Regions from separate parts of the Mus musculus genome. Here region 2 is linked to region 1. The links are chromatin loops, found by intact Hi-C in ENCODE. Cell type or tissue: heart. All regions are shown on one strand.

The links. Hi-C counts contacts between places; a loop is a spot of excess contacts. Peaks named below come from ENCODE experiments on the same cell type or tissue, not always from the same donor. Only the 100,000 strongest peaks of a DNase experiment are listed, where the experiment ranks them.
Region 2: it touches region 1 in a loop (2.1-fold over the local background); 1 of 42 quality-filtered maps calls a loop at or near these places.

What each region holds. Positions count from the first base shown.
Region 1 is chr10:70,812,031-70,817,030 of GRCm38, reverse strand. No RefSeq gene overlaps it. Among named protein-coding and RNA genes, the nearest start is that of Gm40689, 16 kb to the left of the region's middle. In heart, a CTCF peak has its summit at 2,492 (motif pointing right); DNase peaks (open chromatin) are centred at 2,090 and 2,230.
Region 2 is chr10:70,492,629-70,497,628 of GRCm38, reverse strand. All of the region lies in intron 4 of Fam13c (family with sequence similarity 13, member C), which reads right to left. Among named protein-coding and RNA genes, the nearest start is that of Fam13c, 54 kb to the right of the region's middle. In heart, no CTCF peak of the experiment used is centred here; DNase peaks (open chromatin) are centred at 448 and 2,948; H3K27ac peaks cover 434 bases.

The sequences.
Region 1 (5,000 bases):
GAATGTCGGTCTCTTGGGTGTTTTTTTTTTTCTATTTACCTTAATCCTGTGTTGCTTTTCTTTTTTCTTTTTTTTAAAAATCAGGACTGAGCACTGATGTATGGTCTCTGAATCAATATCACACACACACACATACACACACACACACACACACACACACACACACACACACATACACACTTTTTTTTTTTGACAAGCAGAGAACAGCTTCTCTTTGTCTTTCTTACAAGGCTGCCTCTCCTCTTATTTCCTCTCCACCTCCAGTTCTCTTTCCTTTCACAGCATCTAACACCCCATGCTTTCTCTTGGGTGGGAATCCTTAGTTCCTTGGATCTCCAAGTCCTCCCCTAAGATGGTTAACTCCCCCCTGGCATGGGGTGCACTCAAGGATCTATAAAGGTGTAGTATTTACATTGTCCCCAGCATGGCAATTCCACCACCACATACATTTCACCTGTAGGACTTGGAATGGAGGACACGAGTCAATAACTTCTTGGAGTTTGGCATCTTAAGTAAACTCTATGTGTTTAGTTTGATCTGTTTTATGCTGATGGATGGATAGTAAGATAACACTGTGAGCCAGGGAATGATAAAAATGGACCTGGGGTCAATATATCTTGCAGTATGCTGGCAGACGTGGAAATATGAGAAGGCTTGTGGGGGGTACCAGGTACCAGATCCTCCCAACCGACTTGATGTAGACAGGAGGGCAGGGGTAGAAAGGTTGAATGCTTTATGTCCCTCTTGCGACAGAATGGGCTCTTGCATTTAGCTCTGTCTCCAGTCTATCCAAGGCATCCAAGTTCATTTATAGTTCTGAATTTCCAAGAACTCTTGAGTTCTTCCCTAGTAGGAAAAGAGGAATAGTAATGATGGCCAAATCTTTTTTTTTTAAAAGATTTATTTTTATGTGCATTGGTGTTTTTGCCTGCATTCATCCATGGGACAGGAGTTATAGACATTTGTGAGCTGCTATTTGGTTGCTGGAAATTGAACCCGGGTCCTCTGGAAGAGTAGCCAGTGCTCCTAGTCACTGAGCCATTTTCCCAGCCCCTGTGATAGCCAGATCTTAAAAATTTCCCTCTGGTCATGAATGATTCATCCAGATCTCTGAGCTCTCATTTAAAGCAGACACTGAAATTCAGAGTAAAAGGTCCCTGTCTCTCTGTCTTTGTCTCTGTCTCAGTCTCTCTAGTAATCAGTCTTCTAGAGTTCTGATATCTAGAAACAGCATTGTTCATGACCACAGGCATTGGGCTAAGATAAAGAGCCCACAGGGATTCAGGCTCAACAGTGACCTCTCTGGGGATGGAGGGTGGGGATGCAGAGCACACATGAATATTCAAATCTCTTGAATCTGATCTCACCCACCCACCCAACACACACAGAGAAGAACTTTCCCTTGTTATAACCTTTTAGGACCCTATAGCATTTATCTGCACCAGGTCTCTCAGGACAACAATTGCCTCAGCGATAAGCCTTGCTTCTTTCCCAAGTCCCAGATCCAAATGACTGTCTTGTTTGTCCTTATTAGTTCTTCAATAGGTTCAGAGCCCTTGGTTCAGAGAATTGTTTCTGGAAGGTTCCATGGGCAGCTCCATCTCCCTTTCTTTATTTTTGAAGCATTTTTGCTTTTGAGAGTCACAGGCCAAGATTCTTGTCAGCTGGTATTGAGATGTTTGGTTTGATTTGACTCTGCAGTGTTCTCAGGAACGTTAAATGGCATTTTCCAGGCAACCCACATAATAAAAGGATGACTATGGCTAAGGCCAGTCTCAAGAGGTAGCTTAAAAAATTAAAACATGTGCCTGTTGCAAAACTTGACGTTCCCAGAGTCAATTCTGCCAGGCTTGCTTCTGAGATCTTCCTGGAATGCTTTCCCTAGGCCTGGCTATTCCGGTGAGTGTTCTGGCTCCTGCCTCTTTCAAATTCAGTTTGTCAGTTTTTCCATGTGCGAGCATAGCATTTTGGAATAGGAGCGGCTGTTATGTTTTGAGCTGATGCTTTGAGCGCTCATGGCACATGGCACACAGCACACACAACTTTGCCGAAATTTTTGGTGCGAATTCCAAGTCTCGTCTCCTCTTGGGATCTTTTTACAGCTGTTTTCTGATCCAGGAAATCCTTGGACAAAATAACAGATTTGCTTTCTGAGATACAAGGAGCTTTATGGAGGAGTAAGAGATTCCTGGCATGTAACTGGGAACAAGGCTCAGTCTCACCGTTCCCCTAGGAACTATTGACATCAACACAATTCTCCAGATGTGCATCTGTTGGCGTCCAGAGTTACTGAGACCCAAAACAGAGCCCGCTACACCAGTTAATAACACAAACTTTTACAATCATTTGCACTCCACGGGAAATGGCTGGAAAATGAAACGGTTGGGCCTGTTGGAATCTAAGCCCCTCCTGGCTTCAACAACTTAGAAAATTCCAGAGAAAATGGACATACAGATAAAAGGAGATGAAGATTTTGCAGCTCTATCTATACAGCCAGTAGATGGCAGACACGCATTAGAGTCTGAAACGGATACTACGTGGTGACACTGTAGTCCCCAGTGGTTAATGAGCGTTTCAAGGTAGCTATAGAAAAACAATTAAAAAAAAATGTTACCTTTAAACAATGGGTCCTTGAACTTCAAAGCTAAGATTGTTTGTTTCTGTTAACCTGGGTGGGGATTCCACCCAGAAGCAATCCATTACCTCTAAAAATGCTTTGAGAGAAAAAGTATCCACTGAGGCAGACCTTGCGTTTCTTTGCTCACTCAGCCATCCATTGATGGATTCAACAGCTATTTGTTGATCTCTCTCTCTCTCTCTCTCTCTCTCTCTCTCTCTCTCTCATATTCATTTATTTACTTATTTATTTAATGTATATGAGTGTTCTATTTGCATGTATACCTGCATGCCATAAGAGAGCATCAGACCCCATTACAGATGTTTGTGAGCCACCATGTGGTTGCTGGAAATTGAACTCAGGACCTCTGGAAGAGCAGCCAGTGCTCTTAACTGCTGAGCCAATCCCATCTCTCATTTTTACTATTGGATCAGTTGTACTCATTTTCTCTCCCAGTTAATTTCAGATTTGCTAAGAAAGTCCTCATTCATCTTCATGCATTCAGTTAACTTAACCTGCCACCCTGGCAGCCAGCAGCCAGGCTACATGGGAATTTTAGGAGCTTTTTTGCCACACGAGAGCTACTCCTTCAGACCTTCTTCTTGTACTTCAGGATGACTTCCCAGAGTCCTGGCACTGTCTTCAGATACATATTTTTTTCATCTCAGTAGCCTGAGGATTGAGCCCAGTACCTAGAATACGATGGAGAAAGAAAGAAAGAAAGAAAGAAAGAAAGAAAGAAAGAAAGAAAGAAAGAAAGAAAGGAAGGAAGAAAGAAAGGGGAGGGGAGGGAGGAAGAGAGAGAGAGAGAGAGAGAGAGAGAGAGAGAGTCAGTCTAGGCCCAGGCCAGTTTCGACTAGGAAAGCTATGAGTCTTAGTGGACCTAAAAGGAGATACCTTCTCTTATGTACCAAGAAAACCACAACCAACTCCTGCAAGGAAAGAAATTAATAAGACAAAAACAAAATAAATTATCTTAAAGCTTTTGTGTGTTTTAGACATGAAAACCTAAGTACCCTGTGAAAATTATTTCTTTGCTTAGCTTCCATGAAGAAGAAGAACTCTAGAAATGATGGGACAGAGGACTAGACGTAGTGGTGGAGACAAAGGGCGAGCCTACCAAGTCCTGCGCATACAGTATCCCCTCGTTCTTGCCTGAGGAAGAAGAAAGGAAGGAGCAGTTGAGGCTTTGTGGCTTATTCTCTGGAAGGAGCAGTCTAGTTCTATCATTTGGGGAAGAAGGATTCTGATTCCTATGTCTGCTCTAGTCACCATGGCCTGCCAACTCAGCACAGCCTGAAAAGGAAAAAATAAGGGTCTTGATTGAGTCATTGTCTTTATAAGGTGGATCTGTGGGCATTTCTGTGAAGAGTTGTCTTGTTTGTCGCCATGGATGAAGGAGGTTCCAGTTGAGTATGGATGGTGGTGACGTCATTACCCAGGGAAATGGTCTGAATGTAAGGTACAGAGGGAGCCAGCTAGCAATGAGCATCCTCTACAGTTCCTGCAGCATTCCCTCAGCTGTGCATATATTCTCTGGCCAGAAGTAACTGTAGGTGTTATTTTTCTCAACTTACTTTAATAAAGGTTCAACCTCCCCTCTAGCCCACCAGAGGTAGTGGGGGAAAAAAAGGTTATTAGGATATGGGGGAAGTGGATCTCTTTAGAAATAGTACTTTGGTGCGATTCCAGTCTTTGCTGTTCTCAGTCCAGCCCACTAGCAAACACCACACCTGAACCAGCAGCTGCACTCCGGTGCACTCTGCAGATACCACACACAAATCAGCAACCGCAGGTCCATCCAGAAGAAACTGTGAGGCCCACCAACTGGCCCAAGTCAGCAGAAGTGGCAAGAAGCTGCAAGAACCTCCCGAGAAGTTCTTTGGTGAATTTCTCTCTGGTGTTAGCACAAGCTAAGCTCAGCAACACAATGTAAGGTAAACCAATACATGCATGTCGTCAGCAAAGAATAACAAGAAGAAGCAAAGTGAACCAATGCTCCAGGTCCCACTGTCTGTGGGCTCATATTTATATTCCTTCTAAACATCACATATCCTTTCACGTGTCTGCTTTAGCAAAACATCATTTGACATGACTAACTTTCCGAAGAAACCAGAAGTTTCCATTTTGGGTAATGGTGCACAGAATCCCAGGCAGTCGCCCCTTCTAGTTTCTGCCTAGAGTTCCTGTCCCAACTTCCCTCAGTGACAGACTATGACCTGGAAGCATAAAGTGAAATCAACTTTTCCTTCTCAAGTTGGTTTTGGTCCGCATTTTATCACAGCAGTGTGGGACTGTGAAAGGCAGCCTGTTTTGGTTGAGTGAGGCTTGCTCCAGAAACTCTACAAGGGAAGGAACAGTGAACCACGTTCCCAGAGATAGG
Region 2 (5,000 bases), 320 kb after region 1:
CTCCTGCAGTCATCAGAAGGCTCGGGCTCCCAGTCACCAGGTCAAGTATGCACAGCCACAATGAGCAGAGAATGAGGAAGACTTTGAGGTTCAGCTGCACCACCTCTCTTGGTCTCCTGAGCCACCAACATGGCAAGGTAGCAAAAGGACTCCTGGGGACAGAGATTAAGCCATCCCTTCTTTCCAAATCATTGAATTGGTCCTAAGTTCTTTGTTATCTATGGTGGTCCTCAAACTATGCTTTCACGGTTGTTGTAAACCAAAGAAACTAGGAGTGTGGTGTTTTTAAAGATTTATTTTAAATTATGGGCCCATGTGTCTGTATATGAGAATATGCATGTGAGCCCAGGGTGCATTGAGGCCAGAAGGCAATGTTGCAACCTCTGCAGCTGAAGCCACAGGCAGCTGTGAGCCATCTGTCATGGATGTTGGCTTCTCTGGCAGCTCACCAAAACTTGGTTATTATTAAAATATGCCATTAGTCATCAGAATTATGTAATGATTCCAGTGTGCTGTTTTATGTGACACTAGACCCCCTGTATTGTTTTTATACAGCTGTCAGTAACAGTAAGCATCATTTATGAACAGCCCTTCATGTCCCATGAGGCAGCTATTACTATCTTCTTTAGAACTGGCCCAGAAGACAAAAGACAGACAAGCCATGGGAGTTGGTCATTGGCAGAGTCCTTGCTCGGCAGTGAAAGGCCCTGGGTTTGGATCCCGGACCTGATGAAGGAAGAAAGGGAAGGAGAAAGGGAAAAAAGAAAAGGGAAGGGAAGGGGAGGGAGGGAATAGGTTAGGCTAGGAGAAGGGAGGGGAGAGGAGGGGGAGAGGAGGGGAGGGGGAGAGGAGGGGAGGGGAGGGGAAGGAAGGAAGAGGAAAGGAGAGGAAGAGGAAAGATAGTCATGAAGAAAATGAAGAAGCAGCATACGAAGACAAGAAGCTAACCAGAACCTGTTTTGTAGTTACCAGAGAGAAAGCAGTTTTAAGGAAGAAAATAATGGAATCCAAGACTTCACCAGCCCTCCAGCATCCAGCTGGTCATGCCAGGTGGTTTAATCAAATTACTTCAATTAATCCTCAAGAGTACCACATGAGATTAACATTATTATACCCATTGACCCAATAGAAGGAAGGGCAGCTAAATAATTCATTGTTTATTCAACACATATTTAGTAAGTATCAATTATGTACCTTAATCTAGATCAGGTATTGGGACAAGACAGTGCATAAAAAGTCCACTGTCATAGATTCATTTTAGGATTTATCTCTAATTTTACATGTATGGATGTTCTGCCTGTATATGTGTCTGTATACCAAATGTGTGCCTGGTCCCCACAGAAGCTAGAAGAGGGCATCAGATCCTCGGGGAATGGAGTTACAAATGCTTGTGGCCATCATGTGGGTGCTGGGAATCAAACTAAGTCCTCCGGAGAGCAGCCAGTGCTGTCTATTGCCAAACCATCTCTCCAGCCCTAGGCTCTGTATTTTCATGAAAGGAACAAAGACATAAAAAAACAGTAAGTCAACAATAACTGATGACCCACCGGATGGCAGGATTGTGGAGAAACAGAAAGCAAGGCACATGAGACCAGACTAGAAGGAAAACTGTTCAAACCCTCACAGTCAGAAAGTGCCAATCACCCAGAGACAAGGAGCATGACAGCCTGACATAAGAATGTTAAAGCTCAGGGCTGGAGAGATGGCTCAGCAGTTAAGAGCACTGAGTGCTCTTCCAGGGGACCTGAGTTCAATTCCCTGCAACCACATGGTGGCTCACAACCATCTGTAATGAAATCCCATGCCCTCTTCTGGTGTGTCTGAAGAGAGCAACAGTATACTCATGTAAAATAAAGAGTGTTAAAGGTCATATAAGGAGGCAAAAATAAACAGAAGTCTTACTGGAAAAGCTCAGTCGTGACTGAGGAGACAAGTATGCAGCTGAGTTCAATTCCTTCTCCCCCACACCCTTAAGACATTGCTTCAACCATGGTCAATCCTGCCAAGAAATTGTCTTATACATAATATTCGCACCAGACTGAAATTCTCCCTTCAGTTCTACTGCCTTCCCTCCACCCACAGCAGCAGGCAAACAGCTACATGTCTCCATCAAACCCACATCTCTGGAAGGCAGAGATGAGCAATTCAGAACACTGCCAATCCATCACAACTTTGGTTCCTAGCCAAGGCCTAGGTAAGCAAGAAGGCATGCAGCGTGTACTCTCCAGAGCCCAACAGTGGCCCTCAATACTGATGCCTTGTTCATCACAGATACCATCATTCTGGTTGCAACAATGGCTGGCACAATCACCACCACCACTGCCAGCATCTGCCACCAACACCACCATTAGCATCTTCACCTCCATCAGCAGTATTACCACCATCACCACTAACAGCATCACAAGCCATACCTCCACCAGCAGCACCAGCAGCAGCACCAGTACCATTACCACAAGAATACCTCTGACATCACCTCCAACATCATCATGGACAACACCTCAACATCACCACAAGCAATACCTCTAATGTTACACAAGCAATACCTCCAACATCTATGAGCAATACCCCTAATATCACACAAGCAATGCCTCCAACATCACACAAGCAATACATCCACCAACACCACCTGGTAACATCACCACCACCACAAGCAACACTTCCGACGTTACCCTGAGCAATGCCACCACTCTTATATGACTAAAGTGTCACCACTGTCATACCTCCACCATCAGTGCCAAAATCAACACAATACAGTAAGTAAAAATACGGATGCTTAAAATGAACTTCAATAGAGAAATACCAACGGTAATTGTGTACTGATGTTAAAATGGCTTCTCCTCTGGATCTATGCCTCTGAGCTTGTGAACAGCCCATTGAAAGGCAGCTTTAAAAATTGGCATGCCCTTTTTGCTGGATTCCTGAAGTGTTTGCAGAGTCGGGCTGCAGGGCCATCCTGCAGTGGGCCTCTCTGGGGAGGTGTTCAGGAATTCAAAACAACAAAACCAACTAAGCATTCAAATATTTTTCTTGGCCCCAGAACAACTTCAGACCACAGGATGTGATAATTTGTGAAAGAAACACTGTATTTTAGCTCAAGGTTTGATTTTTTTACATCAGCATTTTAACTATAATTTAATTAGTTGATGGAACAGTCCTGCTTCAGTGAAAAGCTTCCAGCTAGCCAGTGGCTGAGAGAAGCTATCCCAGCGTCCCCTAAACTGTTCATCTCTCCCTTGCCAATATGTTACCAGGATTTCAACTTCTTACCTCAAATGACTTGTTTATCTGTCCCCTCCTCTCCACACCCTTCTCTACCATCTTGAGCAAAGCTGCTATTATCTCTTTGCTGAAATAACAAAGGTTTCCTTCTGGTCTCTCTATTCCTCCTTTCCCAGAGCATTTCCCACAAAAGATCTGGCCACTCACTACCCTCTGCCCACTGCACTCAACGCATACCATTCTGAGAAAATCTACTAAGGATTCACCAGCAGCTCTCGAATGAGTTAGACAACCTGGGCAGGAGGAGTGAAGCACAACCCATGTAACCATGAGTTCCCAGAGAGACACTCACTCTACAATTCTGAAAATGTCTTATGATGTCTGAAGGATTTAGTGTTGGCCCACCTCTTCATTGTCTTCTCAGGCCACGCCCATCTGTGCTGTAGTTAAAAGGGCATCCTTCTAGTTCCTCCCAAGCACTACACTCCTTCCAAGCTCATGCCTTCAGGCATGATGCCTGCTTAGGGTTTTTCTGCTGTGAGCAGACACCATGACCAAGGCAAGTCTTTTAAAGGGCAACATTTAATTGGGGCTGGTTTACAGGCTCAGAAGTTCAGTCCAGTATCTTCAAGGCATATAAAGAGGAGCTAAGAGTTCTAAATCTTGTTCCAAAAGCCATTGGAAGACTGGCTGCCTGGCAGCTAGGAGGAGGAGCCCACATCCACAGTGACACACTTCCTCCAACAAGACCATACCTACTCCAACAAGGCCACACCTCCTAAGAGTACCACTCACTGCGCCAAGCATATTCAAACCACCAAAATGTCCTTGTGCCTACCTAATTCTTCCTTCCCAATCCATTTCTGAATTAATTCATTTATCCTTTAGAAACCATGTACCTCCCAAATATGTCTTCTTTTTAAGGGGACCTGTTGCATAGGGAACTACTCAATCCACAATTCCATATATTTATAATTATTTAAAAGTCACTTTTGATGGCAAGCTCTGTGGGACAGGAACCATGAATTTTGCTTAACATTTATCTCTGCAGCCAATCCCAGCACAGGATATAGGATTTTAATTTTATATCAACATTTTAATTATAATTCACTTAGTTAATGGAACAGTCTTGCTTCAATTAAAAGCATGCATTTAGCCAATGGCTGACAGATCTAACCCAGAGTCCTCTAAGCTGTTTATTTCTCCCTAGCCCAACAGCCAGTATGATGTGTGTGTGTATGAGTGTGTGTTTGTATATTTGTATATGAGTATATACATTTATATGTATGTATATATTTGATAATAAAGTATTTATCTCAGACTCCTGAATAGTTGCCAATTCTGATCAATTATTAAGTGTGTAAGACCCGTGCTCCCTTCTCTCCCTGAGGCATGCCAGCAAAGCCTGCAGGCTGCAATGACTCTCACTCCCATAAGTATGTTTCTTCCTTGAGAAGGCTGACTAGCCAGTTGGTGCCTAAGACTAGTTAGACAGCTAACCTGTAATTCAGAGAACCTTGTCAGAAAGAGTAGAAGATAAGCACCTAACTGTATTCAGAGTGCTTCACAGAAAACTGGGCCTTAGGCCTAAATAAAGCTGACCACAAATGTCATCACAAGATTTACAATATTCCTCAATATTAGGACGCAGCACTCGATATTCGGATGCAGGAATGTATAGCCGGATGGCTACTGGCTGGTGGGATTGCTGTCATTTCCTGAAACTCTTTCTGAAAACAAAAGGTATATCCCAAGAGGGTAACCCTGAACAAAACATTCTT